2 separate regions of the Homo sapiens genome follow, and region 2 is linked to region 1. Evidence: read pairs that join two places in POLR2A ChIA-PET (ENCODE). Cell type or tissue: K562. All regions are shown on one strand. Each heading gives the region's core, and the rest is flanking DNA. Links, peaks and the distances in the headings are about the cores only. Region 1 overlaps UBE2H (ubiquitin conjugating enzyme E2 H). Region 2 overlaps UBE2H (ubiquitin conjugating enzyme E2 H).

Evidence for each region. Peaks named below come from ENCODE experiments on the same cell type or tissue, not always from the same donor. Only the 100,000 strongest peaks of a DNase experiment are listed, where the experiment ranks them.
Region 2: POLR2A ChIA-PET joins it to region 1 with 5 read pairs; 5 of 35 experiments call an interaction of 5 or more read pairs at or near these places.

What each region holds. Positions count from the first base shown.
Region 1 is chr7:129,826,088-129,842,572 of GRCh38, forward strand. It overlaps UBE2H (ubiquitin conjugating enzyme E2 H), which reads right to left. Exons shown (of 7, transcript NM_003344.4): 6 at 13,120-13,248; 7 at 4,645-8,974. The coding sequence ends at 8,850. Among named protein-coding and RNA genes, the nearest start is that of MIR183, 59 kb to the left of the region's middle. RefSeq lists enhancers at 290-339, 8,574-9,233, 9,968-10,503, 12,211-13,410. In K562, for the core only: no CTCF peak of the experiment used is centred there; a DNase peak (open chromatin) is centred at 9,794.
Region 2 is chr7:129,910,000-129,926,484 of GRCh38, forward strand. All of the region lies in intron 1 of UBE2H (ubiquitin conjugating enzyme E2 H), which reads right to left. Among named protein-coding and RNA genes, the nearest start is that of UBE2H, 35 kb to the right of the region's middle. In K562, for the core only: no CTCF peak of the experiment used is centred there; no DNase peak of the experiment used is centred there.

The sequences.
Region 1 (16,485 bases), core at 6,697-14,696:
TAACCCACAGAGTGATTCCTTTACCGGGGCCTGCTAGGCTCCGGCCCACGAGGCAGGACTGGCGGCGTTCTCACGTCCTGGAAGTCAAGGCCCCAAGGGGACCGAGGCGCTGCCCAGGCTCCCCTGACTGCCAGCTCCGGCCTGGCCACCCAGTCCGCCCCCAGGGACCGGACTGGGTGCGCCGTCCACCCTTCCAGTACCTGGAACATTCTCCGCGGATTGGGAGGTTCTGGGTTCTGCCCTAGATTCCCAAGCAAAGTTGCTCCTTTGCTCTTGTCACTTGCCAGCTTCGTGGTTTTTGTTTTTTGTTTTTGAGACGGAGTCTCGCTTTGTCGCCCAGCCTGGAGTGCTGTGGCGCAATCTCGGCTCACTGCAACCTCTACCTCCCCAGGTTCAGGCGATTCTCCTGACTCAGCCTAGCTGGGATTACAGATGTGTGCAACCATGCCCGCATAATTTTTGTATTTTTAGTAGAGACGAGGTTTCACCATGTTGGCCAGGCTGGTCTCGAACTCCTGACCTCAAGTGATCCACCTGTCTCGGCCTCCCGAAGTGCTGGGATTATAGGCGTGAGCCACCGCGCCAGGCCTGCTTCTCTAAAGATCCCTGCAGCACGGAGAGGCTGCTAGGGCCCGTGCTTCTGAATAGGTAGCCAGCTGTGGCTATTGATTATCACATTTTTCGTGGTATATAATTTTAATTAATTTTTAATTTTAAAACAAGTGTAAATTGTTCTGCAAAACAACTTTGTTTTGTAGGACTATGCGGCACTTTAAATATTGAAAGTGTAGCGTCCAAATTGAGATGTGCTTTGTGAAATACCCCCTGGATTTCAGAGTTAGCACAAAAATAACGAATCGAAACTATCTCATTCCTTTACTGTGAATTACATGCTGAAATTTTTGTTTGTTTTTTGAAACAGAGTCTCACTCTATTGCCCAGGCTGGAGTGCAGTGGCGTCATCTCGGCTCACTGCAATTTCTGCCTCCCAGGTTCAACTGGTTCTCCTGCCTCAGCCCCCTAAGTAGCTGAAATTACAGGTGCCTGCCACCATGCCCGGCTAATTTTTGTATTTTTAGTAGAGTCGGGGTTTCACCATGTTGGCCAGGATGATCTCTATCTCCTGACCTCAGGTGATCCACCCGCCTCAGCCTCCCAAAGTGCTGGGATTCAGGAGTGAGCCACGGCGCCCGGCCTCACACTGAAGTATTTTTGATATATTGAGTTAAATGAAACATTTAACCTTTTTTAAAAAACGTGGCTACTAGAATGTTTTTAATGATAAATGTAGATCACATTCTATTTCTATATTTCTGCACTAGGAAGTGGGTTTGAGTTAAATCTAGTTTTATTTTCTGACCGTACTGCAGGTACCGGAGGTTGGGGAAACCATTGTCAGTGGAAATGGGGATGTGTATGGGGAAAGGTCCTGATCCTCAGAGACCACGCCCATAGAGTGAGCCCTGGGCAGGAGGTCAGCCAGGGAGCATCTCATAGGGCCCAGGCAGCATGAGGTTCACACAGACATAGGTACCCACAGCCCCAGCGGGCATTGGGGGCAGGCACTGAGCTTGGCACAGCATGATTCTTGGAAAGAACACGTATGGATGGCCTGAAGACCCAGGTTCTAGCATGGTTATGCCACTGTGTGACTAAGCCACTTGGCACAGCACAAGCAGTTAATGTCCTGTTCTACTCACCGAAGGGCTCACTGCAGTGAGCGAGACTCGCGAGGGGAAGCCCTCTTCAGCCCTGCCCATGGTGGTCCTCTCTGGAGGAGGGCATGTTTCTGGAATCCTGATTTGTTACCAGCACATAATTTTCAAGTTGGCAGAAATGCATCGTTTAGCTGGGTGCGGTGGCTCATGAGAGCATTCTTATTTTTGTGCTAACTCTGAAATCCAGGGGGCATTTCACAAAGCACATCTCAATTTGGACGCTACATTTTCAACATTTAAAGTGACACGTAGTCCTACAAAACAAAGTTGTTTTGCAGAACAATTTACACTCGTTTTAAAATTTAATCCCAGTACTTTGGGAGGCCAAGGTGGGCAGATCGCTTGAGCCTAGAAGTTCAAGACCAGCCATGGGCAACATGGCAAAACCCATCTGTATAAAAAATACAAACATTAGCCGGACGTGGTGGCTTGTGACTGTAGTCCCAGCTACTCAAGAGGCTGAGGTGGGAGGATCAGTTGAGACCGCAGTGAGCCATGATTATGCCACTGCACTGCAGCCTGGGCAACAGAGTGGGATCCCGTTTCAAAAAAGAAAAAGAAAAAGAAAAAAAGAAGTGCATCTTTAAAAGCCTTGTCCTATGCGCGTGAACACATGAGTGGTGCGTAGCAGGCCCTGATGCGCTGCTTACAGAATTGAGGAAAGCAGAGGCAAGGCTGCCCACAAGGAGGCCGCAGCTTCTTCAAGGAGCCTCTTGCCGCGTGCTGGCTGGCCTTGGTGGCCAGGACCCCAGGAGAGGAAGCTGAGGGAGGCCTGAATGCCAGCCGCACCTGGCATCCGGCACCCCCTTCTAGGTTCATTGCCAAGTACCGGCAGCCAGAAGGGTGTAGTTTTCTCTTAGGGAGTCCAAGTCCGTTGTTGCCACCTCTGACCCCTCGACACCAGGTCCTGGGAGCCAAGTCTTGAGCCCCAAAGAGCTCTGAGGAGCCCAGGTCCACAGAAGTGCCCTTTTTTTGAAAATAAACACCCTTCACTACATAGGTACACACACGCGCGCGTGCAGACACACATGCACACACACACATACACACAGCCAGAGGGAAATGCTCCTATCTTTTATCTTCTAACATTAAATCCCTGGTCAGGATAACTATTCAGTCCCAAGACGTTGGGGGGTGCACACACAGTACACCCTGAGGCCCGAGAGAGCAGGCTTGGGCCCAAGTTGCACTGTCCGGGACTCAGGGGGGATGAGCCCCTGAGATGCTACTTACAAATAGGGCTGCTCAGCCTGCCAGGGGGCTGCAAGGCCTCTGCAGCTCCAGGGATTGTGGGAGTCAGAAAAATCCTTTGTCTTGGTTCTGGGTGGGAAGCGGGACACCCCCAGATCCAGTGTCACAGCCACTCATTCCCAGGAGGACAGAGCAGTCTTCAGAGCCAGCAAGAAAGCTGTGGGGCTCAGAGCCCACTAGCTTTCTTTTCCAGGACAACGTGCCTCAGAAACCCCGGTCCCCTTCCCAGGAAAGGAACAATGACTCAGGCAGGTAGTGACAAGCCACCTGCCACTTGGGAAACAGCTAGACTGAGGCTGAGAGGTTGAGTGGTGCTGGGTGAGATTACTGGGGTTGGTGGAGGGGGGAGGTCGGGGGACCCAAGTGCCGGCGACTGCACTGAGACTTCTCCTGGGAGGGGTTTAAAAGCAGCTGCCTTATTGAGATCAATGGAATGACTGCTCACGTGACCCATGTACCTCTTAAGTCCCCTTCAGGCTGGAAAGTGCTCTACACCCCCAATGCTCTGAGTCTAAAAACTCTAAACCTGTGTTGAAACGCTGGTGTTTCGTGGTTAATATACAGCATCCTCTCTCAGTTACTCTATCCTATGACGGGGCACTGTTTCGCAGCCTGGGTGGAGTTGAGTCACAAGGTGGCAGAGTCAGAACCTACTAGTCTAGGGATGTCAGTTTACAGCTCAGTACCCAAGGTCCATGAAAGCCCAGTGAGGAGCCTGAAGTTGCACAGCTAAAGGAAGGGCTGGGACTCGAACTCATGGCTCTGTGGTTCAGTCCTTTGGCTAAAGGGTCCATGAACGCCACCCACAAAGAATGTATTGAATGTTTTGCTTCTGGGCTCTGGAGGCATCCAGGGTAGCTGGGGGGTTCCCTGCCAGTGAGGAGGGAGCAGGCACTGGCACACCATTCCTCAGTAGCCCGACCTCATTCAATCTGGCAGGTAGGTATGAAGCCGGGTCAACCGGCGCGAATGCATCAGCATGTAGGGAAGGAGAAAAAGGAGTTTAGGGGAATAAGGAGAAAACAGTGGAAAAGAGCTGGAATGAGAACACGCGAACAAAGCAACACTATTTCCTTTGTCTTAAGGTCCTGCTAACAAAACCGTCTCCATTAGACTGAGCGGCATCGCCATCTGGTGGTAACTAAAGGCAAACGCTTTAGAAAGGAATCGAAACGGTCTAATCCAGCGATTAGCATTTTACCATGCAAAACCCACCGTTCCTCATCTCCCAGGAGGCTTAGCACTTGGCAGAGGACCACCTGTTTAGGCAGATCAGTCCCAGCAGGAAGCTGCACTGTCCTTGAACTCCAGGCCACGGAGTATCCTCACTCAGCGTGAGTTGACAGGGCTTAGAAGGTTTAGGCATGGGGGTAGATAGGGACCTTCGGGCTTTCCACGGCTCTAGTGGAGGAGCCTCACAGCCCCGTTCATAGCCAGCAGTTGTGCATCTGAGTTCCAGGTTCAAGGACAGGCCTCTGGGCAGAGCCTCTTGGTTATTACTGCCTAAGGGTGCCACTCCCTTCCCAAACTAATTTAGTCATCTGCATTCTAAGAGCTGCTCAGCCAAAAGAAGCCAGCGTCTGCTGCTCAAAGGAGCCAGAACAGAGAGGGTATTTTAGAAAACCAGCTGAGAGTAATCATGAGGGCTATTATCTTATTGATCAAGGTCCAGCCATTTGCCAAGGTATATACACGTTTATTTAAAAAAGTTTACAGTTTTCATTATACACAACTATTAAGAGGTTATAGTCAGAGGAGGCATGTGTCCTGTTGACAGACGTGCCTACTAGATCATCACAATGCAAGGAGAAAGGTGGAAGGGAGGAGACAGGGCGAGGAAAAATAAGCGATAAAAAGCTTCAGATTTCAGTTAGGGGCTGGCAGTCCCTTTTATCTTTTCAAGTATCACACAATATGTACCAAATACAATCTGTAAATAATGGCCATTTCTTCCCAAGCCCACAGCCAAGATGAGTGTTAGGCTAAATTCAGAGCCCTGGCTCTTCCTCAGATGAGTGGAAAACCTGCGCATGACAGGGCCGGCTCCCCCTTCTCAAAGGGCTTCCTCCCACTCATCCCATCCCTAACAGAATCGCCGAGGTGTTCACGGGCCAGAGAAAGCACAAACATGGATTCAGAAGTCCAAAGAAATGCAGTTCGTTGCGCCCAATCAGAGATAGATGATTTCATTCAACAAGGCTGGAAGCCCAGTTGGGAAGTCGATAAAAAATCTTGCTAACTTTTTTAAATGGCTTTTACTTTTCTAAGTCACTGAAACAAGGAAGGGCCACATGCCATTTAAAATCAAACACTAGTTCCCAGAGACTTGGTGTCCAGAAACTTGACCCACAGAGGCTAGCGGAGGATCTGTCTTTCATGATTCTCAGCCATCCCAACGGGAGGCCTAACATAAAGCATGTGCCAGGCCAATGCCAACTAGGACTTCAGGGGGCCTTTGGAGGGAAAAATTCCTTTGAGAGGAGACATTCCTCAGGAGCTTAGATCAGCCAGCTGGCAGTCAGAACAGCTTTTGAAGTGGATGAGAAATGTTAGGTACTGGAGAGATGATATGGCAACTCCTGATAATGACCTCACTAGGATAAAATGCTGGTTGAAACTGCACAGTAACCTCAAGGAGGGTGATGAAATTGACGACAAAGCCAAATGTCAGTGTCTAAGATGGCTACCACTGACCCTGTGCCCAAAAGCCCCCCGGTGCTGGGGCTTCCAGAGGGAGCCCAAGGGTGGTGGATTCAATGTTGCCAGGTTGCAACCATCTTGCTTGTTGGTGTTTGGCAAGAGCTTGAGCTCAGTTATGTGAACAGGGGCAAAGAATGGCTTGTGCTGGTAAAACTCAAGGGAGGATCCAAAAACTATGGGCACTAAAAAGGGGAGGGAAACCGCCAGAAGTGGCTCTGACCTGCTGCCGCTGCCACCACCTCTAAAGCCAAGAATGTAGAGCCTCTGCCCAGGGATCTGGATGCTCTCCTGAGTGTTGGAAGGGCAGCCTGGAAAGGCATTTGGTGGTGAAACACCGCTGCTCCAGACTTACGCTACCATCTATTGTTGGGGGCCCAGAGTCCTTGGATTCACTGCCAGGCCTTCTTCCAGATCTTTCTGTACCTGTGTGTTTGGGCTCCTACTCCCACCTCTCCCAGGCGCAGGGAGAGGACAAAAAGCATAAGGGACTCTGTTCAACCCAGCAAAAGTCAGTTTCCCAGTGGAGAGGCAAAGCCCCACCCAGAACATAAACATGCATGGGACCAAGGTTAGTGCCCAGACAGGACAGACTTGCACAGAACAAGAGGGCACAGTGGGATCCATGCGGCAATTACAGGAGCTTCCAGCACTAACAGAGGAGCCTTATCCCACCTTCATCACACACACTTAGATGGACACACACACACTCTCGCTCACACTCTCACACATGTGCACACATACACACACTCTCTCTCTCTGCAGCCACACTCAAATCTGCTAAACTCCTACAACCTCCCCCAGCAGGTCATTTGACAATTCTGCATCTTCCGCTCTCTGGTGCTGGGGCTCTGGTCAGAGGCGAGCCAATGTCTTATCATTAGAGAGATGTGGGATTAGGTAAGGGGCAGAGTCATGGCACTGCTCACACACCTTCCCGAAACTGGGGTCTATTCAGTTTTTTGACAAGATCAAAAGCAATTCTTAACTGGTCATTATTTTTTTTTAAGGTAATTAGAACACTATTGTTTATACAATATTGAAAAAATACAATTTTTTATTGTTTGAACTCAAATCACCACCCAGCACTTTAAGCCTACCCTAAATAGCACCTACAATAAATGTCATAGCACAAGCAAACTGCAAAGTCAGCAGGTAAGCAAGTTAGACAGTGCCAGCAGAGAGACCCTCCCTCCCCCAAAGCAATGAGAAGACAGCGTGCTAGGTAAGAGTGAAGTACACCATTACATGTTAAATAGTTAATACTACCCTTCCAGCAAGCCACAGATGCTAGATGGATAACTCAGTACGGTTAACTAACCACAGCCCTACATCACTGCACTTTTTTTTTTTTTTAAAGAAAACCTTTTGCTTCATGCCCGTAATTAACATAAAGTAAGTAAATTCTTTGTCTTTTTATTTAGGAAAATAATCATGCTAAAAGCAAGTTGTACTTTATATAGATTTTCAAACAAAAGATTGATTGTGCTTTTTGAATAAAAAAGATAGGGTATCTTCCAACCTCACTGACTTAAACCTTGTGGAATACAGCACTTCTAAACTAAAAACACACGTCAAAAAGAAAAATTAAATAATCCCAGTGGGATGCTCAAAAATCGTCTTTAGAAGGTTTTAGGATTGGCTAATTCTGCTATTATCTTATTGGCTGCGGCAAAAAAAGAACACAGAGCTGCTGTCTAAAATTTCTCCAAACTCCCCTCCGAGTTCAGCAGGCAACACTCAGATTTGAAAGAAACTCTGCAGCAACCTGGACATATGGTTAGCTGAGTCGACATTTGATTAGCAGGCATTTTAAACTGATTTCCTCTTAACATACGCAGGAGAGAAAACATTTTCTTCCTGCAGGGCATGTTCTACTACATCATATTTCTGAATCCCTTCTTCCTATTCGGTCACTCTCTGAAAAAAGCTGGTTTGTTTTTCCCATGTAGAATCACTCTGGGTACAAGAACCTTTATTTGTTCCAATTATTATTTGTTTTAAATTTAGAACCTGTGTTGGGTCTAAAATACCCATTTCCCACTCCCACAAGCAGATGATGACCAGGCTGCTGCCAAGAGCAGCAGAAAAAGGGAAAACCAAACCAGAACATGAAGGCAAGTACCCAGGGCTTTGCAGTCACCACGTGGGTCGTCTTCTCAAGTCTAATGGTCCATGAGCGGCTTGTCCAAGGAGGCGGCCGCCTCTTGGTAGGTGAAGATGAAATCTGCAACCTTTCTAAGCACAATACACACACACACACACCAAAAAAATAACCCCCCCAGAAACACAACCCTCATATTTAAAGCTCTTAAGTTCAGGGTAGCGGTCTCAAACTGCCAAACACTAGGATGAGGATGTGACTCTGCATGTGTTTTGGATGAGAGGAAGCATCGTCCCAGTCACTTTTCTCCTCCTGTGCTGTCCTTTCAAAAACAGGTCTGGATTTCACGCTCTACCCCAAGAAAAAGAACTGGTTCAGAAAACACTTCCCCAAGTTTCTCCAACAGAACACTGTGGCTGCAGGGCCTGGTAGTGTGAAGGGCAGCAACTGACATATAAAAATGTACTTAAAATCAGAGTCAAAAAATGGTTTTAAGTTTTAATACTCTTAATTAGCTCCCTGCTTTATACTGTAACTCCACAGAAGACATAGGGCCACCTAGGATTCACAGGAAGGAGCAGCTCTGATTCTTACATGGCTGGCTCCGATGCCCCCACAGCAGGCCTCTTCCTCCCCAAGTTTTTCCTCTCCATTTCAAAAAAGCACTATTTTATCTTCACATCCAAGAGCTGGTTGGTTTGGTTTGTTTCTTTGGAAACCAATAAAAGAAGCAATTTTTTCCTGTTCTTTTTACTCACATCTACCTATCAGAGCGGCTATTTCCTTCGACAGTTCAGTAGCACACAGGCTGACTTGGCCACATGGACTCATGAATGCATGCATTCAGACCGCATATTGCTACCAAATGGAATGTGGGAATATGCTATGCACCTCAGGTTGAGAAATGACCAAGAAATCAAGATCTAAAGGGTGATATATAATATATATATATCAATGCTATTATTCATAAAAACCTTGTTTAGTAATAAAAAAAATTGCTTTGTTTAAATATGAATATTATAGTCTGCTTCTCATGGTTAGGAAATAATAGTCTTTCTGAAAAGCAGGTGCTTTTTCTACTACAACTCCATATCCTGGGCCTCATCTTCGGAAAAGTCAGACATAGAGCTCTCCGATGAGCTGTCCCCGGTACCCTCTTCCTGTTCTTTCAGCGCCTCCTCCGTGGCGTATTTCTGGATGTACTCTGCACGGGGTGGGAGAAAGACAACAAGGGCAGTGAGTGGGCAGGCATGTGCTTTGGCGACCCCAAAAAGCTGGCAAGGCTGCGGAGGTTCAAACTTACCTTGAACACCAGGGGGGACAAAGATGACAGTAATCATGATCACTACAGCTAAGGAGAATCCCATAGGGAGACTTCTTTGGGACAGGGTTTCTGCATTTTGCCCCCTGAGGAAAGGGGTATTGGGAAGAGCAACACAGCAGGCTCAGCTTGCAGGGGAATGTGTGTGCTGCAGCACCCCAAGAACTCTTCAGGGACCAGGGAAATGGGAGCCCCACGCTTTCTTTTTACTTTCATCTCCCAGATAGTATAGGACCAGTCATGATTCCATAGTAATTTATAAGGAAATCCTTCATCATTTTTAGATCTGCAGTTACATAATTACGGTCAGTCCAGGTCTATTATTTTAGGAATCGATTTTAGTCTAAACAGATCCTGCCTGTCAGGTTTTTGAAGCAGCTGGCAAAAACCATCGCTCAATCTGCTCAGGACTAAGCTGCTATACGGAGACACCACTCGGCTCTGAGTGGTTTTTCCATGTATAATTTACCTGAAGGTAGATTTCCGCTGCTACAGCCTTGGTGGAACCCTAGGCTGAATAAGACTGCTGAAACGGCTTTTAAGAACTGCTGAATAAACAAACTTGTTCCTAAAAACTCTAAGTGCATACTGTTTTCAAGTGAACAGCCTCCACACAATAGGAAAAGACATGACAGAAACCTATTCAAAATGCAAGCCACACAAAAACACACCCTTGTGGCTTTGTTTTTCCTCCTATAGAGTTGCGGGGACTCACTGCAATAGGAAGATAAGCTGAATGGCCAAATGGGCCTACCAGATTTGAATAACTAGCACAGGGCCTAGCTAAGAATGTTTTTATATTTTAAAAACTGTCTTAAAAAATAATAAACAGAATGTGTGATAAAGGCCACATCTGGCCAATGTGGTCCTTTACAGAAAAGGTTTGCAGACTTGAGACTTAGAGCCCTTCAAATTCATTATAACAAAATTTTATGCTAATGATTTTGATGAGATTAAAGTAGCCCATGATTAGGTAGGAATTTACCTTAATTGAGAAATATTTATTCAAACTTTAACAATTTTATTTTTAACCTCTAATGGGTTGACTATTTTGCGTCTTCCTTTGTAGAAGATAAATATTGACCTTTTTTTGACACTAGAATTTGATACTATCAGCCCTCTTTAATGTATTCAAGGAAACAAATGTATATTAAGTACTTACTAGGACAAGGCCTTTGAGAGAGAGAAAGGAAGAGCAAGGTCACCAATGAGGAGGAGGAAACAGAGGAAGATAAAAGGAGCTGCTGAGTGTCACCAGAGGGAAGCAGTTACGGACGAAAAACGGCCGAGGCAGTCCCAGCCACACTGACCCCCAAGTCCTGCCAGCTATGGCATAGGAGAGGCCACTCCAGGGAAAGGCTTTGTTTTGTTGAAAGTAAGTGGCTGGGATGTTTAAACACAACCTTAAGAGAGAACTATGGCCAGGTGCAGCGGCTCATGCCTGTAAACCCAGCACTTTGGGAGGCCAAGGCGGGTATATCACCTGAGGTTAGGACTTCGAGACCAGCCTGGCCAACATGGTGAAACCCCATCTCTACAAAAATACAAAAAACTAGCTGGATGTGGTGGCACATGCCTGTAATCCCAGCTACTCGGGAGGCTGAGGAAGGAGAATCACTTGAACCCGGGAGGCAGAGGCTGCAGTGGGCCGAGATCGCACCACTGCACTCCAGCCTAGGCGACAGGGCAAGACTCCGTCTCAAAAAAAAAAAAAAAAAAAAAAAAAAAAAAAAGGAGTAAGGGCAAAGATGTAGATTCCACTCAGTATCAGAGAGCCCTGAATGGCAGGCAAAGATGTCACCCAGCAAAGGGTTTTGAGCAGGGAAGTGACAGCTTTAGACAGCTCCAATGGTGCCCAGTGCTACGGGCTATCCAATATTTAAACACTTTTTCAAACATGTACTATAATACAGCGCCAACTAAATATGAACACTGACTGTGTTAGCTGTGTTGGGTTGGTGGTGACTGCCACACAAATGGAAATGTCCAGCAGCAGCTTGGGAGAGAGGCCAGGCCTAGACACACATTCAGAAATCATCTCCCTGGAGGGGACTGACTGAAGCTGTGAGAGGTGAAACAGCTCCTCAGGGATGACAAAGGAAGAGAGGGAGCCCAGGGACCGAGTCCTAAGTGAATGACCACATTTAGGAAATGGAATGAGAAGTTTCCAGAAAGATGAGGGTAAAATGTAACACTTGCAGAAAGGTCCAGCAAAATGGGACTTGAGAAGAGTCCAAAGGATTGGGAAGAAATGAGGGCACAGATTAAGCAGAGGAGGGGAAAAAAACTAGAGGAGTTTAAGGTGAGGACGCAAGAAGTTTGAAAATGAAAAGGAATAAACAGCATGACTCCTAAGAGAGCCCACAGGAGCAGATCACTGCTCCTGAAACAGGGAGACCTCTGATGGGGTGGAGGAGGAAGACTGCATTGGGAGGGGGCGGGGGGTTGGGGGAACAAGATCACAGATTGGTGGTGGGAGTGAGTTTGAGAAATGAGGAAGGGTGTCTCTTATTTATTTCCTATAGTTAGGAACAAAGAAAAGATGCAGGAGGGAAGGGAGAAGATATCAAGGCACAGTAGGAAGTGGGGGTGAGCTCAGGTCTGATGGCCATGATTTTCTGAGATTACTAAGGAAGACAAAATGATAGCCAACATGAACATTTCCGAAGGCTAGGGGTCCGTACGCTGGAGTGAGCCATTCTAAGATAAATGTAGGCTCGGTTCTTTTTGTAAATGGGACTATAGCAGACATGTACTGAAACAGGGCTACTGCTAAATTGTTGAGACAGAATGCATATGTGAACTAGAGAAATATACTCTGCTCCAAGATATCTGTGGTTTGCAGACATTGCTAAGTGATTCCTATGTCAAAATTTTAATATAGTCTCATAACAGCACTTTATCTGGCTGAAACTGACTGCCTTTTTCTTCAAATACATGTTTGCTTAGCTATATATTTTGCTACATAAATTAGATATTAATTTGCAAAGCACTTGAGATCTAATTAATTATAGTAAATTTATTTCTGCTTTATCTCAACAACAGCTCCAAACAATACCCTATAGAGACCTTGGAAGAAGAATTAGAAAACAAATAGAAGAAAAGCTATTGTTTCATGAATAGTCCCTGTTTGCCTCATACCTGCACATTTCAGAGTGAAGACCTGCACATTCAAGCTCTGGTAAATTACTTCTACTGCCACCTCTTGCAAATGTACCTCAGAGAGGCCACACATTTTGAGGAAGCAAACATTCTGGACTGCTATGCAGATAGGCCCATCATGTGAAAAACTGGCTAGATACTAATGCCTGCCATTGGTTAAAAGCAGCAGGTATATTTCACAAACTTTGAATTCCTTTGCTTCTTGGTGGAGCTTCATGTATCTAGACTTTTCACTATGAAAGTTCTGAAACATACACAGAGGTAAAATGGAAAATCCAATGAACCCAGGTGGAGCTTTAGATTTTTTTTCTTTTTTAAAGACAGAATCTTGCTCTGTCACCCAGGCTGGAGTACAATGGCACAGTCTAGGCTCACTGCAACCTCTGCTTCCTGGTTCAGGCGATTCTCTTGCCTCAGCCTCCCGAGTAGCTGGGACTACAGGCGCGTGCCACCACACCAGGCTAATTTTTGTATTTTTAGTAGAGATGGGGTTTCACCATGTTGGCCAGGCTGGTCTCGATCTCCTGACCTTGTGATCCGCCTGCCTCGGGCTACCAAAGTGCTGGGATTACAGGCGTGAGCCACCACGGCCAGTCGCAAACTTATCTTCATTTAAATGAAACTCATATCCCATCAGCACGTAAACTGTTTTAAGGATGGGAAAATAGGATTCTAAATCGCAAAGGATGAGCAAACTGGTGCTACTGCCACCCGAGGTTGGTGAGCACTACTTCAGCCCACAGCTGTCTCTTTTTAGGCCTAAGAAAAAGTATTAGGAACTAAGTAATTTAAGAAGGACTTTTAATGACTGAAGCCCAACAGATTTAAGTTCTTTTGTCTCCAGGTTAAACTACCCATCCTCTTACCTTTAATTTTCTGCTTGTATTCTTCTGGTCGGTGGAGGTACATGGCTGCAGCGTCACCATTGAGAGGATCTATGGGGTTAGGATAGGCCAATAACTGAGGCAGGAAGGACTCAAATATATTGGTAAGATCTGAAAAACCAAACAAACATGTCACACATGGGAAATGCAAGTTCACCTAAAATTCACTTGCATTCAGTAGTCAAGCTGCTTACCTTCTTAGATATTCACACGGGGATGATTCTCCATACGAGTGTGCTCTATTACATGTGACTTGTATTACACATTCATTTCAATACCAATTTAAACATTTTAATTTTAATTTGAAGAACGAGATAAAGATATACCTGACATTCACTTTGAAGGACAATTTTCCCAATTCTATTTCACTCTATTTATATGGCTATTTCACACAGCCATTTTCTACAGCTTACAAAACCCCCCACTCTGAAAGGTATTCAGATGCTGGGTCTTAAAAGAATTGAAGACAGTTTTTGTGGGGTTTTTTTGTTTGTTTTTTTTTTTGAGACAGAGTCTTGCTCTATTGCCCAGGCTGGAGTGCAGTGGTGCAATCCTGACTCACTGAAACCTCTGCCTCCATGTTCAAGCGATTCTCCTGCCTCAGCCTCCCAAGTAGCTGGCACTACAGGCACCTGCCACCATGCCTGGCTAATTTTTGTATTTTTAGTAGAGACGGGGTTTCACCATGTTGGTCAGGATGGTCTCAAACTCCTAACCTCAAGTGACCTGCCAGCCTTGGCCTTCCAAAGTGCTGGGATTACAGGTGTGAACCACTGCGCTCAGCCTTGAACACAATTTTATAGGACTTGACATTTAATTCAATTCTTGCAACTTCTAATGGAGGTAAATATAACCAATTTTTCAATTATTCTGGGTAATGAGGATAGGAATCTATATGGACCACATAAGACTACAAATATTCATAAGACAGATAAGCACCAATCTACTGCATTTATTTATTTAAAAAAGTTTTTTTTTTGAGAGAGGATCTCACTCTGTTGCCCAAGTTGGAGTGCATAGGTGTGATCATACCTCACTGCAACTTCAAACTCTTGGGCTCAAGCCAACCTCCCAGCCTCAGTCTTCCAAGTAAATTGGACTATAGGCATGTGCCACCATACCCAGCTAATTTTTTTTTTTTTAAATAGAGACAGGGTCTCCTTATGCTGCCCAGGCTGGTCTTGAACTCCTGGACTCAAGAGATCCTTCCATCTTGGCCTCCCCAAGTGCTGGGATTATAGACGTGACATTTATTAACTCCTTTCTTGCCAGGCATACACAGATGATATCTACACACAGTTAGCAAACAACAAACACCTGCAGTTACCCAGCGTTTTAGAAAAGCAGGCCCTGAGAACCTGGGTATAACACAACCCACACACCCCATAGCTCAGATATGCTGTAACTTCCACACTCTGCTCCTCAGTGAACTGCAGCACCCCTGAGAAATGGAAGGACATGAGAATGCTTCCATGTCTCTGCCCCACTCCAGCTGCTTTGTCATGTTTTATATAAAACATTCCTGTTTCTGGAGACAATGCTGAAGTATACTAAGTAGCATAAAAAACTACTCATTAATTTAGTCAGCTCTTTCAACCAATTTTGCTTTTAACAATGGGCGCTCCTTTGCAGTATTACAGATGAATGCTTTGCCAAGCCACATTGCTTGAGATTTGTGGTTCTCAGCCAAGGGTGATTTTGCTCCCCATGGAATTTGGCAATGTCTAGAGACATTTTTGGTTGTCATATCTAAGCGGTGCTACTGGCATCCGGTGGGTGAAGGCCAGGGAAGCTGCTAAACACCACAATGCACAGGACAGCCCCACAACAAAGGATTATCTAGACCAAAATGTCAGCAGTGCTGAGGTTAAGAAACCCTGATCTAGATAAAAGCGGTAGGCAAACCTTTTTGTAAAGGGTCAAATACTTTTAGGCTTTGCAGGCCACATATGGTCTCTGTCATAACTACTCAAAACTCAGCTCTGCCACTGTAACACAAAAGCAGCCAAAGTATAGGTCAACAAATCGATGTGGCTGTATTCCTATAAAACTACATATACAAAAACAAGTACCCAAGGTCTGCCCAACTTTGCTCTAGAAAATCTTACCTATAAGAGGTGGCTCTTATCACTGTAAGGTTAAGAAGCTGAGCAGTTAGAGACTAATCTAGAGCTGTGTTACTCAACCGAACTTTCTGCAGTGATAAAAATGTTTTATATGTGCTCACCTAAACCAATAGCCACTAGCCATAAGTGGCTACTGAGCACTCAAAATATGGCCAGTGTGAATAAGGAAATTAATTTTCAGTTTATTTAATTCTAATTAAATTTAAATAACCACACATGGCTAGTAGATCCTGTATTGGACAGTGCAGGTCTAGAGAATGATGGGCTAGAGGGTCCCATGACAGCTACCACGTCCTGTTCTCACACACCAGGTATTGACACAGAGCAGCTCTGCCTTACAACAAAAGCCACAGACTTGGGGTGATTTCATCAGAGTCTATTTCACCTTCATAAGGCTGACTTCAGAACGGTCCTAAAGAGCCACTTTATAGTAAGGTTCTCATGTACCACGAAAGAAATCCTGACACTCCTAATCAAAAAAGCAAAACAAAAATCACCTTCCTATATAACCCCCAAACTATCTGCAGTAAGATTTTCACCAATGTTTTATCTACAATTTTTTTAAAAAGGGAAACAATTATTATGGTACAAAACCATTGAAAACTATTTGTTTTCAATGAAAAAAATGCTTATACTTGAATGCTGGGTAGAGAAAGGCCATAAAATGGTATGTTTTCTAGAATTACAACTATGTACAGTGTGTATGCATAAGACAAACATTTTAAAAAGCTACCTCAAGGCAATAGATGTGTAACTTCTACTTTTCACATTTCAAATGACATTTCTTTTGCCTTTAAAAATCAACATTTTTGGCTCACACCTGTAATCCCAGCACTTTGGTAGGCCAAGGTGGGTGGATCACATAAGGCCAGGAGTTCGAGACCAGCCTGGCCAACATGGCAAAACCCTGTCCCTACTAAAAAATACAAAAAATTAGCTGGGTGTGATGGCGCGTGCCTGTAGTCCCAGCTACTTGGGAGGCTGAGGCAGAATTGCTTGAACCTGGGGAGGTGGAGGTTGCAGTGAGCCAAGATTGCACCACAGTACTCCAGCCTGGGCAAGTGAGTGGAACCCTGTCTCAAATAAATAAATAAAATAAAAATAACATTTTCCTGTAAATATGTCCTTTCTATTTTGGCATATGTTTGAAATATCCAATAAAACATGAAAAGTCTGAAAATGTTTTTATTTTCTTATCTTTATCCTTGGGTGGGTGAGTTAT
Region 2 (16,485 bases), core at 3,996-11,995, 81 kb after region 1:
TTGAGTAAGATGCAAGGCTTGAGGTGAATATTGAAGAATAAACAAAAGTTGCCAGGCACGGTGGCTCGCCTATAATCCCAGCACTTTGGGAGGCTGAAGCAGGCATATCACCTGAGGTCGGGAGTTCGAGACCAGTCTGGCCAACATGGCGAAACCCCATCTCTACCAAAAATACAAAAATTAGCCGAGTGTGGTGGCAGGCACCTGTAATCCCAGCTACTCAAGAGGCTGAGGCAGGAGAGTCGCTTGAACCCTGGAGGTGAAGGTTACAGTGAACGGAGATTGCACCACTGCACTCCAGCCTGGACAACAGAGCAAGACTCTATCTCAAAAAAAAAACAAAAACAAAAACAAAAAGGCCAAAAGAGAAAGGGACTCTGTAGAAGAGTTAGGAAGTGTCCCTTGAGAAGGCTAGGGGAGGGGAGAGGCATACAGCACAGCATTGTATCTTTGACCGATGGTAGGAAGGCACTACTTCTCTATCAAACTGACTTTTAAACCAAGACTCCATCAAACCGATTTTTATACCAAGGTTAGGCTTTAAACCATGGGTGCTAAAGAGCAACTAAGGAGTTTTAGGCAAGAAGTAGCATAATCAGATGTACAAAAAACAGTATCATGCCTGTAATCCCAGCACTTTGGAAGGCCGAGGAAGGCTGATTGTCTGAGGTCTGGAGTTCAAGACCAGCCTGGACAACACGGTGAAACCCCGTCTCTACTAAAAATACAAAAATTAGCCAGGTGTGGTGGTGGGCACCTATAATCCCAGCTACTCGGAAGGCTGAGGCAGGAGAATCACTTGAACCCGGGAAGCGGAGGTTGCAGTGAGCAGAGAGCACACCACCGTACTCCAGCCTGGGTGACAGAGTAAGATTCCATCTCAAAAAACAAAAACAAAAACAAAACAGGATCACTCTGGCAGCCAAGATGAAAGGCAGACTGGAAGGAGACAGACTAGATGCAGGGAGCCCTGAAGTTGTGAGATTATCTCCAACAGTCCAGGTAAGGTCCCGAGGCCCTGAATCAAACAGTGGTGGTCGCAATGGAGGGCAGGGTTGGGGGAGAGAATAAAGAGGCAGAACAGGTCAGGCATGGTGACTCATGCCTGTAATCCCAGCACTTTGGGAGGCCAAGGCGCGCAGATCACAGGGTCAGGAAAATGAGACCATCCTGGCTAACACGGTGGAACCCTGTCTCTACTAAAAATACAAAAAAAAAGTTAGCCAGGCATGGTGGCACACACCTGTAGTCCCAGCTACTCAGGAGGCTGAGGCAGGAGAATTGCTTGAACCTGGGAGGTGGAGGTTCCAGTGAGCTGAGATCACACCATTGCACCACTCCAGCCTGGGTGACAGAGTGAGACTCCGTCTCAATTAAAAAAAAAAAAAAATGAGGACAGAACAAACAGGATGAGGGAGGTTGTTAAGACACACAGGTTTCCCACTTCGGCAATAGGTAAGTAAACAAAAAAACAGATTGTAGTAAGAGTTTGGAAGAAATAGTACTGACATCAGTATTGGACATGCAAGGTTTTAGGGGCCTGTTGGGATCGTCTTGGAGAGATATTTGGAAGGCAGGCACCTACACTAACCTAGAGTTTAGGAAACAACAACTCAACTAAAAATGCACATATATGTTTTTTTTAATTATTTTTTAGAGACAGGGTCTCACTCTGTTGCCCAGGCTGGAAGGCAGTGGCATCATCATAGCTCACTGTAACCTTGAACTCCTGGGTTCAAGTGATCCTCCTGCCTCAGCCTCCCGAGTAGCTATGGGACTACAGGTGTGTGCCACCATGCCTGGCTAATTCTTAAATTTTTCTTTGTAGGGACGATGTCTTGATATGTTGCCCAGGCTAATCTCAAACTCCTGGCCTCAAGCAGTCCTTCTGCCTCGGCTTCCCAAAGTGCTGGGATTACAGACATGAGCCACCATACCGGGTCTATGAATCATTTTATAGCAAAGGATGTGTTATGTGAAAAGATGACTGAGAATGAAGCCTAAGGGAAAAACAACCTTTAATACATGTACACAGAGAGATGCAGGACCAAGGTAGGCCTTTATTATGAGATAGAATTTAAAATGTTCCTTCAGTTTAGGGGTCCACGAACTAGGGCCCACCCCCTGTTTTTGTAAATAAAGTTTTACTGGAACACGCCATGCCCATCCATTTACGTATTATTGATGGCTGCTTCTGTGCTGCAACAGCAGAGTTGAATAGTTGCAAAAAAGACCATACAGCCCACAAAGCCTAAAATATTTACTACAGGCTGAGTATTCTTTATCTGAAATGCATGGGACCAGAAATGTTTTGGATTTATTTGCATATACATAATGACATATCTTGGCGATGAGACTCAAGTCTAAACATGAAATTCATTTACATTTCTTTCTTTTTAAAGAGATGGGGTCTCATAATGCTGTCCAGGCTGGTCTCAAACTCCTGGGCTTGGCGATCCTCCCACCTCAGCCTCCCAAAGTGCTGGGATTACATCATGAGCCACCACACTGGGCTCATTTATGTTTCATATACATCTTATACACATAGTCTGAAGGTAATTTTAAACAATATTTTAAATAATTCTGTACATGAAACAAAGTTTGTGTTAAGTATTTATGTGTGGAATTTTCCACTTGTGTTACGTAGGTGCTCAAAAAGTTTTGAATTTTGGAGCATTTTAGATTTTGGATTTTCAGATAAGGGATGCACAACCTGTTTTTGGCCCTTATAAAGCCCGCTCACTCATACTTTACTCAACGGCCTTTAGGCAAAGCCTATCCCTATTTCCTACCTCAGTTTTTCCATTTGAGAAATGAAATGTACACTATGTTCAAGTTCAACAAGAACTTAAAAGGCTCATTTTTAATAATTAATCACTAAAAATTTTCCTCAAATATTTTGTTCAACACAACCAAGTACATTTCCAATAAAAGTCAAGGTTTCAAAGAATATAAAAATGTACAACATTGGGCCAGGTGCGGTGGTCACGCCTGTAATCCCAGCACTTTCGGAGGCCAAGGCGGGTGGGTCGCCTGAGGTCAGGAGTTCGAGACCAGCCTGGCCAACATAGTGAAACCTCGTCTCTACTAAAAATACAAAAAATTAGCTGGGCACGGTGGCGGGTGCCTGTAATCCCAGCTACTCGGGAGGCTGAGGCAGGAGAATGGCTTGAACCCCGGAGGCAGAGGCTGCAGTGAGCCGAGATCATGCCACTGCACTCCAGCCTGGGCAGCAAGAGCGAAACTCCGTCTCAAAAAAAAAAAAAAAAAAAGAGTACAGCACAGAATTTGACTATATAGGATTTAAATTACAAGGCAATTTATTGACTTACATGTGCCTACAAAATAAAGGGAATCCCAAATTTTACTTTATATCCAATTCAGAGCATTAACACAACAGTCTACTCCAGAAAGCATTCACCTTGACCTGTTACAAAAGGTCCTGATCTTTTGTAATAGAAGAGAAGAGCCACACAGCAGAGAAGTTATTGCTATCTCCACCACCACTGCCATCATTTTCTGAACACCCGCCATGTCTAGATGCCATTCCAAGCATCTAAGGCCTGTATGTTTCATTCGAGCCCCTCAATAACTCATGAGGACATCCATCCATTTTACAGATGAGGAAACTGAGCCTCAGAAGGGTAAAGAGCCTTTAACTGGGTGCAGTGGCATGCATCTGTAGTCCCAGTTACTCCAGAGGCTGAGGCACAAGGATTGCTTGAGCCCAGGAATTGGAGGCTGCAGTGAGCTATGATTACGCCACTGTACTCCAGCCTGAGCAAGAGCCAGACCCTGTCTCTCAAGGGGAGAAAATGGTTAAGAGCCTTGCCTCAAGTCATCTAGTAGGGAGCGGGTGACAGAACCAAGTCTGACCTCAGAGGCTCTGTACTTAACTACGACCCCATACTTTTGTTACCGACATGGAAGGAGATAACACTTATAAAAGAACAAATGGAATCTGGACACTAGGAAACACATATCTGCTTGTCTTCCCCACTTGGAACTCAATGCATATCTTGGAAGCCAGATTGGTGTCAGCAGCTTAAGAAGGTAACATGTATTGACTGTACCAATGGGCTCTGGCCAGACAGCCTCAGAACCACAACCAGGTGCAACATAGCTGCCAGCAGACAACGTATCAAGTTCCCAACAGCCACCTCAAAAATCAATTTTTTTTTTTTTTGAGACAGAGTCTTGCTCTGTTGCCCAGGCTGGAGTGCAGAGGTGCAATTTTGGCTCACTGCAACCTCCGCCTCCCAGGTTCAAGCGATTCTCCTGCCTCAGCCTCCTCAGTAGCTGGGACTACAGGAGCGCCCCACCATGCCTGGCTAACTTTTGTATTTTAGTAGAGATGGGGTTTTGCCATGTTGGCCAGGGTGGTCTCAAACTCCTGACCTCAAGTGACCCACACACCTTGGCCTCCCGAAGTGCTGGGATTACAGGCGTGAGCCACCATGCCCGACCAAAAATCAACCTTTTAAACAACTCCCCTCCAGAAACAGAGGGAAGCCGACACAAGAAATAAAAAGACCTTTGTAAATCAGATATTACAGTAATGTACTCTAAGAGGTCATATGATACACTCAGTGGCAAGAACATAAGCTTTCACTTCAAACCGACCCAGGTTTGAGTTCTGGTTTCAACACAAGGCTTATGACAGTAAATTACTTATCTTCTCTGAGCCCACTCCCTTGATGAAATAAAGAACCACACTCTCTGCCAGACAGTCCAGGGAATTATCAGTACCATAATAGAGAATTTAGTTGTTCAGAGTCAAAGCTCCCGAGTTATACAGACTGAGCTTATCTCTCAGCTCTGCAACTTACTTGGCATGAGATAGGGGCCTAAGGTTTCATCTTTAAAACAGAAAAAAAGAAAACAGTACCTACCTCTTGAGTTATTCTGAGGACTGAGGAAGATATTTAAAGTGCTAAAAAACACAATGTCCGGCCCAGGATGCGCTCAAATGTCAGCTGTTACTACTATGATTAATGTGTCTGGCACACAGTAAGCACTCTAAGAGGCTTTTCATTAGTGTAAGTTATAGACCAAATGACAACTTCCAACTTCAAGACCTGATCTTTAGGGGAAACAATGTCTTTCCCCGAGGCTGTGAAATTAACTTTCACAGCTTTAAAGGAGTGGCAGAAGCACATTTCCTGCAACAAAAACCACGGGCTTGGCTCCCTCTTGTTAAATGGTAGGAAGGTTTCTTCACCTGCTTCTTCACACTTTATTTAAATACTAAATACAGCCGGGCGCGGTGTCTCACACCTGTAATCCCAGCACTTTGAGAGGTTGAGACGGGCAGATCACGAGGTCAGGAGATCGAGACCATCCTGGCTAACACAGTGGAACCCCGTCCACTAAAAATACAAAAAATTAGCCGGGTGTGGTGGCGGGCACCTGTAGTCCCAGCTACTTGGGAGGCTGAGGCAGGAGAATGGCATGAACCTGGGAGGCGGAGTTTGCAGTGAGCCGAGATTGCGCCACTGCACTCCAGCCTGGGTGACAGAGCGAGACTCTGTCTCAAAAAAATAAATAAATACTAAATACTACTACTGGTACTTTCAGGCAGGCAACACCCTTAACCTCTAAACAGAACGAACTATTTTCCCCACATATGGTTTTCAGAGCACTAGGAAGAAACACTGAAACAGAAAGGCATCTGTTTAGAAGCAGAACTTTAACTCCTTGTAAAACAGCCTGCCCGTACCTGTGGCCAAAGCAAAAGCAAACGGGCTAAGTGGCCCAGACCCTCCTAACTCTGCCTGTCTTTCAAGAGAACTCCTACCATCCCCAGCATGCAGTTGCTTTTGAGCTCCCTTTGTATCTCAAAATCCATAAAAATGTTGAGTACCACAGATCGTTCTTTCAATCATCAGTTCAGAATACAGAAACAGACCAAAGGCAATGCAAAGACAATCTATAATTTAAAAATTCCTTGACCTCTATCTGCCTCGTAAGTCCATCTAGCTAAAATGTACATTTCATATAAAGTTCAATTATTAAAAAGCCAGAAAAAATCCATAAAACCCTCTGAATCTTAGAAAGCTCTCTCAGATGCATTTTAAATTTTCAAATAGCTCACATGCCTGCACTTGTTAACTTTTCGTCAAATGACTTCAGCTTTTTTTATATAGGCAGGTAATTATATTCATTCCAGGACTTTAACATCCTAAACACAAAGTTTAACCGGCATTATAACCAGCTTAACAGAAAAATCCTCTTCCATTAAACAGATCCGATTCAAGGGGTATCTAAGAAAAACAGGAAAACAGTTTCCAGATACAGCACTGGCTTTTATCCACCACAGAAATCAACAACTCAGCTTCTACAAACTTTAACAAGTTTGCTTTAAATTTCTAAGCCATTTGAAATAGAATATGCACAAGTGGTTAATGATCTTGTATTTTCTTCCCACTTAAAAAAAAAAAAAGAAGCCATTTATCACACTCAAGTTCTAACAATTAAAAAAAAAAAAAAAAGCCTACCAAAAATCAAATCCCAAACCACAGCCATCCTCTCCAGAACTTTGCAACAGTCTAGTTCACATCTACAAGCCTTACTTTTGTTTGGAAAGCTAGGGGGAAGGAAAGCAGCCTGTTTTAGATTTCATTTCTAGGGAAATAGAAATAGACGCAAAGCCTCAAGGTTACACAGTACACACAGAGAACATCCTGTCCACTAGCCTAAACACACTCTAAGCATGTACACGGCTAATGGCCAAACCACCTGCAAAAGTTCCATTTGCGGCTGGGAGCGGTGGCTCACACCTGTAATTCCAGCACTTTGGGAGGCCAAGAAGGGGGATCAAGAGGTTAAGAGATCAAGACCATCCTGGCTAACACGGTGAAACCCCATCTCTACCAAAAATACAAAAAATTAGCCAGGAGTGGTGGCGGGCGCCTGTAGTCCCAGCTACTCTGGAGGCTGAGGCAGGAGAATGGCGTGAACCTGGGAGGCGGAGCTTGCAGTGAGCCGAGATCACACCACTGCACTTCAGCCTGGGCGACACAGCAAGATTCCGTCTCCAAAAAAAAAAAAAAAAACACAGCTGGGCATGGTGGCAGGTGCCTGTAGTCCCAGCTACTGGCAGGAGAATTGCTTGAACCTGGGAGGTGGAAGTTGCAGTGAGCCGAGATCGTGCCACTGCACTCCGGCCTGGCAACAAAGCGAGACTCCGTCTCAAACAAACAAACAAAAAGTTCCATTTGCTGGGTCTCACATGTTGCCTACAAATTCGAGATTATGCTGTTTTTCATTTTATTTTAGAACAGTCACCTTGTATCCAACTGATCCAGCCCACTTTTACTGCCAAGGTGTTAACATGCATTACATTTGCTGAAGACAGAAAGAAAATGAAATAGTCCCAGCCCCTACCCTGAGGACACACCCTCACATCCCTACTCCTTCTCCATCAGCTAAACTGTGTGTGTGCAGATGTGTGTGTGCCTGCTGGAGTCTGGGGTGCAGGGAGGTTGGTGGTAACAAAAGACCATGAGGCTGAGACAATCAACTAGCCAGGGTTTTCTGAGAAGAAAGGGCACAGGCAGGGACACTGGGCAATACATGCTTCTGTCTAGTTCTTTTCATCTCAAGCATGGTTCACGCAGTAAAAGGTCTCCCTGGACTAAATCCTGAACTAATAAAAAGCCTTTATTTTAGAGAGAGCAGGGAAGTATGTAATTGTTAAATATCAAGGAGCTAGGAAACACAATTAAAACTTTGAACTGGGAGGTGAAAAGGAGGGGTAAAAAAACAACAACTTTGAACTGTAAGGTTTAAAAAAGTTAACCTACCTGCATAGGATTCTCCTAAATTAAAAATAGGATCTACACAATGCTCAGTGTTGCCCCTGCATCTCAATGAACATACCAACATACCTTTGAATACGCTCCTTAACACTAGCACAAGTGTGAGACTTCTCACCAAAAGCTAGTATCAAGTATGCACACGCGAATAAGTGCTTACTATTCCATGCTATGGTTCACATCTATTCTTTTAAGGCACTGAGAATTTCAAAACACGACTCTCTGTAATTTGCTCTCCAAAAACTGCTTTTATTAGACACTGGCAGGCCTCAAACTTTCATGTCTTAAAGCAAGACAAATGCTCCTATTAAAAAGGGACTGGCAGCCCAGGAATGCCAAAAGCTGCAAGAAGTCCAAAGCAATCTCTCATATCATCACCTTTATATATACATGCACGCACATACAGTTGATTAACAGGAGGCACTCCAGCTTTCTAAAGGAAGTTCTTTTAACTATATCCATACTTGCTACATACAATGTAGCAAGAGTAAGAGATAAAGACTGAAAGTATCCTCATGAAAGACATTGTCCAAAAAATCCAAATTCTTTTTTTTTTTTTTTTGAGACAGTCTTGCTCTGTCACCCAGGATGGAGTGCAGCAACACAATCAAGACTCACTGCAACCTCTGCCTCCTGGGTTCAAATGATTCTCATGCTCAACCTCCTGAGTAGCTGGGATTACAGGCATGTGCCACCACACCCAGCTAATTTTTGTATTTTTATTAAAATAGAGACAGGGTTTTGCCATGTTGGTCAGGCTCAAGTGCCCGGCCCCAAAATCCAAATTCTTAAAATTACCAACCTGTACAAAGCTATACCTATTCATATTTGACAATAAAAAACACCTGTGAAGACCATTTGTTGTCCCACTGAAAACTAAGGAGCATGGGCTGGATGCTTGAGGCCAGGAGCTCACAACCAGCCTATACAATGTAGACCCTTTCTCTATGTATATGTTTAACATGTAAGAAAGAAAAGAAAGAAGGCTGTGCACTGTGGTTCTTGCCTGTGATCCCAGCACTTTGGGAGGTTGAGGCAGGTAGATCACTTGAGCCCGGGAGTTTGAAATCAGCCTGGGCAACATGGTGAAACCCCATCTCTACAAAAAAATACAAAATTTAGCCAGGTGTGGTAGTATACGCCTATAGTACCAGCTACTGAGGTGGCTGAGGTAGAAGGATCACTTGAGCCCGAGAGGTCGAGGCTGCAGTGAGCTATGATTGTGTCACTGCACTCAAGCCTGGGTAACTGAGCAAGACCTTGTCTCAAAAACAAAAACAAAGTAAAAAAAAAAAAAAAAAAAAAGCACCAAAAAACAAGGCACATGGATGAAAGGAAATGTGTCATATGCTAGGAAAGAATAGAAAATGACCAACTCTAGTTCAAAGGAAATATAATAATTTCTATTATCTACCTGTTTCAAAAAGACTATAGTAAACAGCTAAGCTAATGCGTTTGAAACTGAAATTAAGACAAAAACTTGATTGACCATCACGTTTAATACCAGAATCCATTCCTAGACTTGTAAAAACAAAATAAAACTCCTGTTAACACCCTACTTAAAACCTTCAATGAGTCTGGTGCCGGCAGCATACAACTCCACCTGCCTCCATATCTGCAGGCTCTCCTCTGCTTATTCCTTGGCCTCACCAATCCTGGGACTCTACAGTCATGAACACTCATTAAGTTTCTTGAATAATGTGGTTTTACAGCTCTATGCCTTTGCCTCCCCTCCACCCGGAATGCCCCTCAACTCCACAGCTCTCTGAAAATGCCCACTCATCTTTCAAGACCAAGGTCAAACTTCATCTCTTGGAACAGCCCCATTTCCCTAGGCAGGCTGCACATTGCACCCCGTTGTGTGTCCCTTTGCCACTCACTGGGAGACAAAGTTCATCTCTCTCCTAGAATGCAAGCTCCCTAGAATAGGAAAGCCATGTCTCACCTCTCTTGTTACCATCTTTACTGCTTTGCACAGGGTCTGACAGAAAGAAGGCACCAAAAATATTTGACTAGAAAATAAACTGAGAAAACACTGGGATACCATTTCACATCCATCAGATAGGCAAAATGTTAGAAAGCTGGATAAATGATGGTGTGGATATGAATAAACAGGAACTCTCATATGTTGCTGATGGGAATGTGAGTTTGGTAAAATTACTTTGAAGAGTGATATTTTTCATCTCTCGCCAAGCTGAAAATGAGCACTGTCAAAGCAGCAATTCTGCTTCAGGTTACATACATTAGACTATTATTTGTCAAATATTGTCCTGATCAGCTTATTTTTAAATGAAGGGATATTTATTCATATCTCAAGTATGCATCTCTCACATTGTATGCGTAAATATTTTTTCAGGGTAAATATTTTATAAAACTATAATTTCTATTACATGTAAATATTTATGCATATATATATGAACATTATGCAAATAAACACACACATATTTTGGGTATCAATGTAAAATACATTTCTTACTGTGTCTAGTGAACAAAAAAGGCTTGAAAAACACTATCCCAGAAAAACACATATGTGCTCAAAAAGACACTCATAAATGTTAATTATGACACTGTATATAACGGTGAAAAACTGGAAATAACCTAAATGTGCATTAACAAAATGGAAAAAATATGGTACACATATAACTCAATATAAATGAACTGGAAACAAATGAAGTAAAGCTACTAGAATACTTCTAATAATATCAATAAATCTTAAAAGTAATATTGAATCAAAATGTATATTTATATAAACATACAAAATACTACATACATACATATATGAGAAAATAAACATGAATGGTATGATGACAATTCAAGAAGACAGGGAGGGAAGCGGAATCAGGAAAGACATCACAGGAGGCTTTAGTGTAACTTCAGGTGTTATTACCTCAAAAAAAAGTTCTGAAGACAATGTTAAAATCTGACAACTGGGAAATGGATGCTGTTCATTATTTTATTCCACATATTTGTTGTGGTGCTTAAAATATTTTGTCATTGAAAACAATGTAATAAACAAATGACTAGAAAAAGTCAAAAAAAAAAAAAAAAAAAAAAGCAATCTTTAAAATGTCCTGGTGTTGGCCGGGCACAGTGGCTCACTGTTTAGGTGGTCAAAGTGGGAGGATCACTTGAGGCCAGGAGTTTGAGAACAACCTGGACAACCTATCAAGACTCTCTGCCTCTAAAAAAAAAAAGTCCTGGTGTTTATAGTTCCAAATCAATATATATTACACGTGATTTTTTTTTTTAAAGCTAACATTGGTGTGCTTATGTGTTAGATACTGTGCTAACCACTACTACACAATTTCACTTACTTGGTAACAATGACCCTTTGCAGCAGGTACCATTATTTTCTGCTAGACTGTGTCACTGTCTCTGATCTTTACTCTTGAGGGTCCAATTGTACTCATCATTCTATATTTTCTAAGGGCAGAAAAATGGACTCATCTATTTAGAGACAGGGTCTCACTCTGTCACCTAGGCTGGAGTGCATTGGTGCAATCATAGCTCACTGCAGGATCAACCTGCTGGGCTCAAGCAAACTTTTTAAAATATGCAGCTACAAAAGCAAATTTAAACCCTAATTTAAAAGCTGATTTTGCCGGGCATGGTGGCTCACGCCTGTAATCCCAGCACTTTGGGAGGCCGAGGCGGGCGGATGACTTGAGGTCAGGCGTTCAAGACCAGGCTGGCCAACACAGTGAAACCCTGTCTCTACTAAAAATACAAAAAATTAGCCAGGCATGGTGGCACACGTCTGTGGTCCCAGCTACTTGGGAGGCTGAGGCAGGAGAATCACTTGAACCTGGGAGGCAGAGGTTGTAGTGAGCTGAGATCACGCCACTGCATCTAGCCTGGGCAACAAGAGACTCTGTCACAAAAAAAAAAAAAAAAAAAAAGCTGACTTCATAAATTATTAGAATGAATGAGAACATTTTTCCCACTAACATTGCATGGGTTTCAAACCAATCTTTTTGGCGCTAACTTTGTCTAATTACTGTTGTTTAAAATGTAAAAATACAGGCTTTCTTTCTTTGAAAGTGGCTAGACAAAACATCTCACCATTTCAATATTTCCTCTATGGATATTACATGATATAATTGAAGTTACTATTAATATCCTCTGGTGTGATAATGGTACTGTGTTTATGTAAGAAAAGTCCTTATTCTTTTTTAATTTTTTTTTTTTAGACAGTCTCACTTTGTCACCCAGGCTGGAGTGCAGTGGCACGATCTCGGCTCACTGCAACCTCTGCCTCCTGGGTTGGAGCAATTCTCCTGCCTCAGCCTCCTGAGTAGCTGAGACTACAGGTGTGCACCAGCCACCACGCCTGGCTAATTTTTGTATTTTTAGTAGAGATGGGTTTCTGCCATGTTGGCCAGGCTGGTCTTGAACTCCTGACCTCAGGTGATCCACCCACCTCAGCCTCCCAGAGTGCTAGGATTACAGGCATGAGCCACCGTGCCTGGCCTTTTAATTTTTATTTTGAGATGGAGTCTTGCTCTGGCACCCAGGCTGGAATGCAATGGCATGATCTCGGCTCACTGTAACCTCTGCCTCTTGGGCTCAAGTGATTCTCCTGCCTCAACCTTCTGAGTAGCTGGGATTACAGGCAGACGCCATCACGCCTGGCTAATTTTTGTAGAGATGGGATTTCAACATTTTGGCCATGCTGGTCTCGAACTCCTGACCTCAAGTGATCCACCCGCCTCGGCTTCTCAAAATCCTGAGGTTACAGGCATGAGCCACTGTGCCCAGAAAAACAGTCCTTATTCTTTGAAGATGCATGTTAAAGTATTTACACTGAAGTCTCACAGTATTTGCAAATTATAAATGGCTCAGCCAAAAATATGAGATAGCAAATATAGCAAAATATTGAGTCTACATAGTAGGGTGGTATACAGATATTTATTTATACTATTCTAATTATATGTATCTGAGTTATTTTGTTTTAGAGATGGGGATCTTGCTATATTGCCCAGACTGACTTGAACTCCTGGGCTTAAACGATCCTCCAGCCTCAGCCTCCCAAGTAGCTGGGACTACAAGTGCACACACAGTGCCTGGCTTGTATCTGAGATTTTTCTTTTTTTTCTTTTTTTTGAGAAGGAGTCTCGCTCTGTCGCCCAGGTTGGAGTGCAGTGGCATGATCTCGGCTCACTGCAAGCTCCGCCTCCCAGGTTCATGCTATTCTCCTGCCTCAGCCTCAGAGTAGCTGGGATTACAGGCACCCGCCACCAAGCCCAGCTAATTTTTTGTATTTTTAGTAGAGACAGGGTTCCACCGTGTTAGCCAGGATGTTCTCAATCTCCTGACCTCGTGATCCACCCGCCTCGGCCTCCCAAGTGCTGAAAGAAAAATTTCCAGTCCATAACTGTTAAACAAGAAACTTAATATTGCCATTATTATGCAATTCAATCTGAATTACCCTTATCAACTAACTTCCAAAATAAAATAAAGTTTTACCTGCTTTTCGTAAGTTTGGTTTTATTCACAACTATGTGGCAGCTAAAATAAAGATCTACAGTCATATCCATGTTAAAGGCCTACTACTATATTTTAACCAATAAATATTACTACCAACCCAGAGTTTGTTCTGCAATATCATTAATCATAATTTGAAGCAGCCCTCTCTTGCTATGGACAAGCTTAGACACTTTTTATGTGACTAGAAGTTATATAGTAATTTAGAAAATCATAAAACTGATAACCAATTTCCTCAATAACATTTCCAAGTAATAAGCCAAATTTAGGTTAAAGAATCTATAACACCTTGGCCAGATGTGGTGGCTCACACCTGTAATCTCAGGTAGGAGAGGTTCTAAAACATGGAAGCTTTCTGAAACCTATTGTTCATAATGCCAGGGATCAGGAACAGTGATGGAGAAATTTACTGGGTTGAAATTACAAAATTATTTGAAATAATTCTCACAAGGGCCTGTCCCATCCACTAAGCCATACTGTCTCTCTAGATGTATTCCACATGAAAAACAAAACTGAAACAAGACACGAGGGAACTGTAAGTTTCCATCAAGTGAACAAATAGATACTCTCACTCCACAGGATAGAATCAGAAGACATTCTTAACTAGCTCCCCATATTGGACAAGGGCCATTAACATCTTGACTCAACTCTACCATCCGTAACAACAGCAAAAACTGATTCATTCACAGAGTAGGCCAAAGTCTGACCTCAGCAGGGCAAACAAAGCATTTGAATTATTAGATAAGCAGATTATGAACACTGGATAGCATTTTAATAATTATACCTTCAGGATGGGCATGGTGGTTCACACTTGCAATCCTAGCACTTCAGGAGGCCAAAGTAATAGGATCACTTGAGCCTGGGAGTTAGAGATCAGCCTGGGCAATATAGTGAGACCCTGTCTCTACAAAAACATTTGTTTAAAATTATACTTTCACAATACTCCATCTAATTCCAGGGATCCATTTCTAGAAATGAAAGGATAACAACACATCATTACTAATGGCGTAAGACTGAGACTTTTCCTAGTTAACATTAACACAGGTTTCTGAATGTGAAATATTTCACTGCCACATTTTAAAATTCCAAATGAAGGTGTTAAAAGGTTTTCTACTTTGAACTTCTAAAAAAGCCCTAGTAAAAATTCATACCAAGAAGGTAATAAATTGCAGAATTTATCTAGTTTTACTGTGCATATTTCTCTGCAAAGAGAATAAGATTCAAAATGAGATTTTATGTCATAACTCTATCTTCAATTCTGTATTCCCTAGAAGGCAATACCAGGTATACATATGGTTGTGAAGGCCTTTTACATTCACACACACACACACACACACACACACACACAGAAAATAAGAGTTGCATGTATAATGTCTACATATAAAATCAGAATATTCAAGTTGGAGAGACTTAAAATCATCTAAACCAACTCCTTATTTGATAGATAAGGACACAGATAACCCAAGAAGGAAGTGAAAGCCCCAAGGTCTCTGAGCCGCACAGAGCCAAGGACGAAAGCCCTGGACGGTCCTCCAGGCAGTCTCCTTTCCTCCCAACACTCTGCCTCTCCTCTACCAACCTTCAACCACCGCTGAACTCCCAAATCAGGTCCTCTGAGTTAAAGGTTGAGGGTACAAGCTAAACTATGAATAAAAAAAAAAAAGTTTAACTTTTTGTTTTCCTTTAATGCTCAAGGTAAGTAATTTTATCACATAAGCCCAGTCCCCCAGCAAAGCAGAACCCGAAAGACATAAGATATTCACAAATGGCCAGGCACGGTGGTTCACGCCTATAATCCCAGCACTTTGGGAGGCCAAGGTGGGTGGATCACGAGGTCAGGAGTTCAAGACCAGCCTGGCCAAGATGGAGAAACCCCGTCTCTACTAAAAATACAAAAATTAGCTGGGCGTAGTGGCGAGCTCCTGTAATCCCAGCTACTCGGGAGGCTGACGAAGAGAATTGCTTGAATCCAGGAGGCAGAGGTTGCAGTGAGCCAAGATTACGCCACTGCACTCCAGACTGGGCAACAGAGCAAGACTCAGTCTCGAAAAAAAAAAGATATTCATAAACAAAAATTCACGGTGTTCTCCAGGTGGAAAAAAAACAAGAAAAAAATAAAATCCACAATGTGGGACAGTTCATGGGAGCTAGGCCTATACAATAATGCTCCCAAATATGTAAATGAAAGAAAAAAGCGAAACAACATTCACTGTGAAAGACACTGTACGTGATCCAACCCAGTATCCATTCTCTCCTTCTTACTATCAAAACCCCGATTGTATTCAGGGCAGTCAAAGAGCCTTGTTTCCCAGCCTTTCTTGCAACGAGACACTTCTAGCTCAGGATGATCAGGGCAATGTGTAGGGAGGGACACTCAGAAAAGTTCCTTTGGTCATTGGAGGAGGGGAATAGTCTCAGCTAGCTCTTAGCCTTCTGCCTATTCACCCCTTTCTTCCTCCCACTGCATGAAACAGTGACGTGATGGCAGAAGCGATGCCTTTAAGATTAAGTAATGCACTGAAGAGGGCTGGGAATACACACTGCGGCAATCTGGATTCCCTGATGACATGAAGCCCGCCCTTATCTGCCTCCCTAACTTACCATCACAACTACATTATTCCAGAACTGTTACTACCAGCCAACTACAATTCCTAACTGATCTGTCCAGTAAGCAATTACATGCTAAATACATTCACATACATTTCATATAAAATAACCTCAAAACAAATTATAAGTATTTCCTTCCTTTTTCGGTTGAGGAAACCAAGGCAAAGAGATAACAAATCCAATCTGTGACTGAAGCCTATAGTTATTCCACTGTATTTTACTTCTTCAAATGTCACACATCTGAAAAAGTCTATGATTTTTTCTTTTCAAGATAAAGGGTCTTGCTCTGTTGCCCAGGCTGGTCTGAAACTCCTGGCCTCGGCCCGGCACAGTGGCTCATGCCTGTAATCCCAGCACTTTGGGAGGCTGAGGTGGGTGGATCACCTGAGGTCAGGAGTTCGAGACCAGCCTGACCAACATGGAGAAACCCCTTCTCTACTAAAAATACAAAATTAGCCCAGTGTGGTGGCACATGCCTGTAATCCCAGCTACTCAGGAGGCTGAGGCAGGAGAATCGCTTGAACCCAGGAGGCAGAGGCTGCAGTGAGCTGAGATCACACCATTGCACTCCGCCTGG